Regions from separate parts of the Homo sapiens genome. Here region 1 is linked to region 2. A link is an interaction called in ENCODE POLR2A ChIA-PET data of the cell type or tissue named here. Cell type or tissue: PC-9. All regions are shown on one strand. Each heading gives the region's core, and the rest is flanking DNA. Links, peaks and the distances in the headings are about the cores only.

Region 1 (2,928 bases), core at 278-2,777, 180 kb after region 2:
GCTATTATTCAGTACCAGGTATTATGTTCAAACCAATGTGGGGGCTTCCGTATAAGGGGCTACACATCATTGGGCAGATTTGATTAGCTGTGACAATTGTTTAGAGTCCTTAAAGAAGGCTTTAAGCACAGTCTAGGAGTGTACTATGTGATACGGTTTGGATATTTGTCGCCACCCAAATCTTATGTTGAATTATAATCCCCAGTGCTAGAGGTGGGCCTGGTGGGAGGTGAATTGATCATGGGGGCGATTTCTTATGGCTTAACACCACATACTCTTGCTGTTGTCATTGTGATAATGAGTTCTTGTGAGATCTGGTCATTTATAAGTGTGTGGCACCTCAACCTTCTCTCTCTTCCTCCTGCTCCCTCTTTGCCTTCCACCATGAGTAAAAGCTCCCTGAGGCCTCCCCAGAAGCAGATGCTGCCATGCTTCCTGTAGTCTGTGGAACTGTGAGCCAATTAAACCTCTTTTCTTTATAAATTACTCAATCTCAGGTATTTCTTTACAGCAACACAAGAATGGCATAATACACTACGTAATAATAGCCACATATGAGTAGTGAGCACTTGAAATGTGGCTAGTCTTAATTGAGATATGCTCTAAGAAATTGAAGATAGTACATATAGCACATTTTAAAATGTGGCTATTAGAAATTTTTAAATTACATGTTGGCCTACATTAAATTCTATTGGAAGCCGGGCGCAGTGGCTCACGCCTGTAATCCCAGCACTTTGGGAGGCCTAGGCAGGCGGATCACTTGAGGTCAGGAGTTTGAGACCAGCCTGGCCAACATGGAGAAACCTCGTCTCTACTATAAATACAAAATTTGCCAGGTGTGGTGGCACATGCTTGTAATTCCAGCTACTTGGGAGGCTGAAGCAGGAGAATTGCTTGAACCCGGGAGGCGGAGGTTGCGGTGAGCCGAGATCATGCCATTGCACTACAGCCTGGGCAACAAAGGTGAAACTTCGACTCAAAAAAAAAATATATATATATATATATATAGGAAGGCACTGGTAGGGAATTTAAAGCACGGCTGTTGGCCCAAGAACCATTGGTAGACAGCATTCTAAAGAATTAATTAAGGCCAGGTGTGGTGGCTCACCTCTGCAATCCCAGCACTTTGGGAGGCCAAGGCGGACGGATCTCCAGAGGTCCGGAGTTTGAGACCAGCCTGGCCAACATAGTGAAACCTCGTCTCTACTAAAAATAGAAAAATTAGCTGGGCACGGTGGTCCATGCCTGTAATCCCAGCTACTCAGGAGGCTGAGTAGGCAGGAGAATCACTTGAACCCAGGAGGTGGAGGTTGCAGTGACCTGAGATCGTGCCACTACACTCCAGCCTGGATGGCAGAGTGAGACTCTGTCTCTAAATAAATAAATAAAAATGAAGTAATTAAGCATTTTCTATTTTTGGTAAATTATTGATTTTATAGAATATTTAATGATTTTCAATACTTTAGGTTCTCAGTTTATCAGTTTGTAGATTAAATAAGTAATTTTCTTAGATTCCCTTCTGATTCCTAAAATTTAATAGGGATCTTTGAAAAATAACCTCCCCAGTCCAGAAAAATTGTCAAAAACTCCTCTAGTTTGGACAAAATGTAGAGTTTGAGATGTCTTAGTCAGTATTTAGTCAGATATGAGAGCAATCATGATGTTTCTGGCCTAGAGAGTGGGAAGACTTTCCGACCACTCTGCATATGTTCATAGGGAGACTGTATTTTGTGGTTGTTTTATAAAACAAACCACATATATACTTGGATCGCTTCAAAGCCAAATAGAAATGACTATGTATTATCAACTCCTTAGAGAATTTAAAATAGCAATTATTAAAAAGCACAAATAAAATAAACTGCTGGATTGGAGTGCTATTCCTTTCACATGCTTTCAGTGTTTCCTAGGAGCAAATTCACATCATTTCTAGGTTTTGTTAAACACATTTTAATTTTATTAAACCTAAACCAGATCTTGTTTATTAGGTTGTTCTTGGCAGGTGTTATATAAAATGAAGTAAATTGTATTTAAGAACCACAGAGTAAAAAATAAAATCATGACCTTAAAATGGAAAATTTTGGGTTTATACTATTCTTTTAAATCCATCAACCTGAAAAGTTTCACCAAAATAGGAGAATTAGTCACCATGGAAGATAGATCCCTGTAAGGAGATCAAATAAAGGTAAACCTATTCTGTTAATCTTCTCTCCTTTTACTTCACACCTTCACACCCTGAATCTTCACTAATGTAATCCTCTTAGTATTTTTTACTAGTTTTTCTTTTTTTCACTTAGTATTTTTTACCAGTGTAATCTTCTTCTTTGTATTGAGTCACATAATGGTTACATCTGTTTTTCCCTGAATGGACACCAGTTATAAGTGGGATGCTTGCTGTTACCATGGGTCCCAACTTATCAAGTAAAAACTGCTATCCTTTAATCCACTTTAAAAGCCTATCTTTCATTCAAAGACTCAAATAAAAGTGCCTATCACTCGAATGCTAAAGGACCATGCCTGAATATGAATGCATCACATTTTGATGGCTATAGATTGCACCCACTTCTAATAGGTATCATCACTTTATTTATCAGACTTCTGAAGTCTCATGTTATTTTTGTCATCTGATATAATCTAGCCACTGATAAAACTGGTTATGCTACCCCAGATATGCAAAGCAATCTAATTTTCATGCCAACCAAATAAGCCACAGTATAACTAAAAACAACTTGTTTACGCATAGACAATTTTTGCAGGCATTTTAAAATATAACACAGATGCTAAAGGCTAATGGCTCGGATGGCAGATTATTCTTATTTAAATATTACAATTTTTGACTGTAGAGTTACTTTTACAATATTAGTGTAAAACTTAACATTAGAAGCCAAATAATTTTAGTATGTGGATATTATTTATAAGACCTACTATGGG
Region 2 (2,928 bases), core at 243-2,742:
TTATTTCAGCACAGGGAGAGGGTGGCAATCAGCTTGGGTTAGGTTTTGGAATGATTGGAAGATAAGGACATGCAGACAGTAATCACAGACAACTCTTTTGAGATTAAAAAAATGTGTAGTGTTTTATCATATGAGAAAAATAATTGCTTCCAACAGCAATAAAATGTAAATAAGTTACATACCTGTTATTCCCACTGCTTAAGTTATCAGAGGACTTTTATACAAACATTTGCATTTGTAGCATTCTGAGGAAAAAATGCTCTGGCTGGGCCGGGCACAGTGGCTCACGCCTGTAATCCCAGCACTTTGGGAGGCTGAGTCAGGCAGATCATGAGGTCAGGAGATCGAGACCATCCTGGCTAACATGGTGAAACCCTGTCTCTACTAAAAATACAAAAAAAAAAAAATTAGCTGGGCGTGGTGGCGGGCGCCTGTAGTCCCAGCTACTTTGGAGGCTGAGGCAGGAGAATGGCGTGAAACCGGGAGGCGGAGCTTGCAGTGAGCCAAGATCCAGCCACTGCACTCCAGCCTGGGCTACAGAGCAAGACTCCATCTCAAAAAAAAAAAAAAAATGCTCTGGCTGTCCTCTGGTCTTCAAATACTTTGCTTAGGTTTCTGTGAATCTTTAAATTTCAGGTGACTTAAGTGCACATTCAATCTACTGAATCACAATTCACTTGTGCTCATATTCCTGTATTTGTATGATTTTTCCCAGCCTTCCTGTATTGTATGGTGAATAACTTCTTTCCAAGGACGTTTCAAAAGTTAAGAAAGCATGCTGCTGTTGCCCATTTACAAATATTTAATTTCAAAGGATGCCAAAGCATTGGCAAATATATGTGTCAGAGCTTAGAGTTAGTTGCAGCCTTCTTAATAATCATTTTACTATTTTATTTCAGAAATATAATCTAGCATTTCAGCGTCACTGGAAATCTTGGTAGGTAGTCAGTATTTTTGTTTGGAAGTACAGGATACCAGCAGTGAAACACTTCATTTTATTAACGTCAAGCAAGTAAGGCATTATTTTCCTATAAATGTGAGGTTGTTTGAAATGAAAACAAACAAAACCAGGTAAGACGATAGAAGCAGATGTTTTCTCTGTTTAAAAATGCGGTTGGTATGTGAGGTATGTGTAGGGAATGGCTAAAAAGAAAATAAAAATAAAATTTAAAATGCAATTTGGGTTGGGCATGGTGTCTGATGCCTGTAATCCCAGCACTGTGGGAGGCCGAGGTGGGCGGATCATCGGAGATCAGGAGTTCAAGACCAGCCTGGCCAACATGGTGAAACCCCGTCTCTACTAAAAATACAAAAATTAGCCGGGCATGATGGCAGGTGCCTGTAATCCCAGCTACTTGGGAGGCTGAGGGGGGAGAACTGCTCGAATCCGGGAGGTGGAGGTTGCAGTGAGCTGAGATCATGCCATTGCACTCCAGCCTGGGTGACAGAGCAAGACTCTGTCTCAAAAAAAAAAAAAACAACAAAAAATGCGGCTTGTTCCTAGTTAAGCATTTTAAGATTTCCCCCTTCCCCAAGGGAAGAGAGAAAATCTTACCCCTCCTTCTGTTCTTCCCTTCTGGGTGAATGACTGTACAATGAAGATTTAATCTAGTTGAGAAAAACAACACATAGGTGACTCACATACAACCTTTGTATGTATGAATGGAGGCTTGTATAATCATTTGTTTTTCACTGTCCTGACAATCAAGTGGGAATGAGAAAAATAAGATTTATGCTAGATTTATTTCAGTTGCAATTAGAAGGAAAACTATCCCTGTGATCTAGACAGGATTGGATGTTTCAAAAGTGCCAAATCATTGAGCAGATAGAGAAAGTGAGAAGACAATAAGGGAACAAGATTTGGAAAGGAAATGATTTAACAGTTACGCCAGTGTCCTCACTCATATGCAGGAGTTGAAAAAGTTGATCTTATGGAGATAGAAAGCAGAATGATAGATACCAGAGACTGGGAAGGATGTGTGGGTGGGGTGGGGGTGGGGGAATGAAGAGAGGTTAGTCAGTGGGTAGAAGGGCAGCTAGATAGAAGTTATCAACAACGTATTCTACATTTCAAAGTAGCTAGAAGACAGAACTTGAAATGTTCCCAACACATAGAAATAATAAATACTCAAGATGAGGGATCAAATACCCTGACTTGATCATTACATATTCTATGCATGTAACAAATATCACATGTACCCTATAAATATGTAATATATTATTTATAAGTAAAGAAACTTAAAAATGTAATTGTGCCAATATAAACTTATGTATCAATTTATATTTGTTCATGTCTTTTGACTTCTCCACCTTTTTGTTCACACTCTTAATGCCCTTACTCTCTTTTCTCGCCTATATTTACCATACTCATCATTTCCTCTAGAAACACCTTGGTTATTCTGTCCTCACCAATTTCCTTTTTCTCAGAGTTTTCATAGATCAGTCCATAATGCCAATTTGGTGCTTAGAAACATATCATTGTGCATTGTTCTCGATTTTTCATAGGCAGTAAATTTTATTTTCTCTACCAGAAACTAAATTCTTGACAGGCAAAGATGATTTTGAAACTGACCCAATAGTTCCATAGACAGGTTTTTGTTGTTGTTGTTGTTCTGTTTGTTTGTTTGTTTTTGGATAAACATAGAAATTGACGCTTTTGGTCTTAAAGCCTGAAACTTACATTTGTTTTATTTGAGTTCCTTGTTTAGGAAATGACCCCCAGGCCTCTCAAAAGTATCAAAGAACTGAAACTAACCAGATATTGCATCCAGACAATGAAATGCCAGGCCTCTCATTCATCATGATTGCTTCCTTAACCCCTCTGGAGTTCCTGTTTTCTCATACCTTTCTTCCCTGCTATATAAACCCCTCATTTTAGTCCATCAGGGAGATAGATTTGAGACTGATCTCCCATCTCCTTAGCTGCAG

The links. Peaks named below come from ENCODE experiments on the same cell type or tissue, not always from the same donor. Only the 100,000 strongest peaks of a DNase experiment are listed, where the experiment ranks them.
Region 1: POLR2A ChIA-PET joins it to region 2 with 9 read pairs; 1 of 35 experiments calls an interaction of 5 or more read pairs at or near these places.

Annotation. Positions count from the first base shown.
Region 1 is chr9:72,347,746-72,350,673 of GRCh38, forward strand. No RefSeq gene overlaps it. Among named protein-coding and RNA genes, the nearest start is that of ZFAND5, 16 kb to the right of the region's middle. In PC-9, for the core only: no CTCF peak of the experiment used is centred there; no DNase peak of the experiment used is centred there.
Region 2 is chr9:72,164,434-72,167,361 of GRCh38, forward strand. All of the region lies in intron 1 of GDA (guanine deaminase), which reads left to right. Among named protein-coding and RNA genes, the nearest start is that of GDA, 16 kb to the left of the region's middle. In PC-9, for the core only: no CTCF peak of the experiment used is centred there; a DNase peak (open chromatin) is centred at 1,608; H3K27ac peaks cover 593 bases.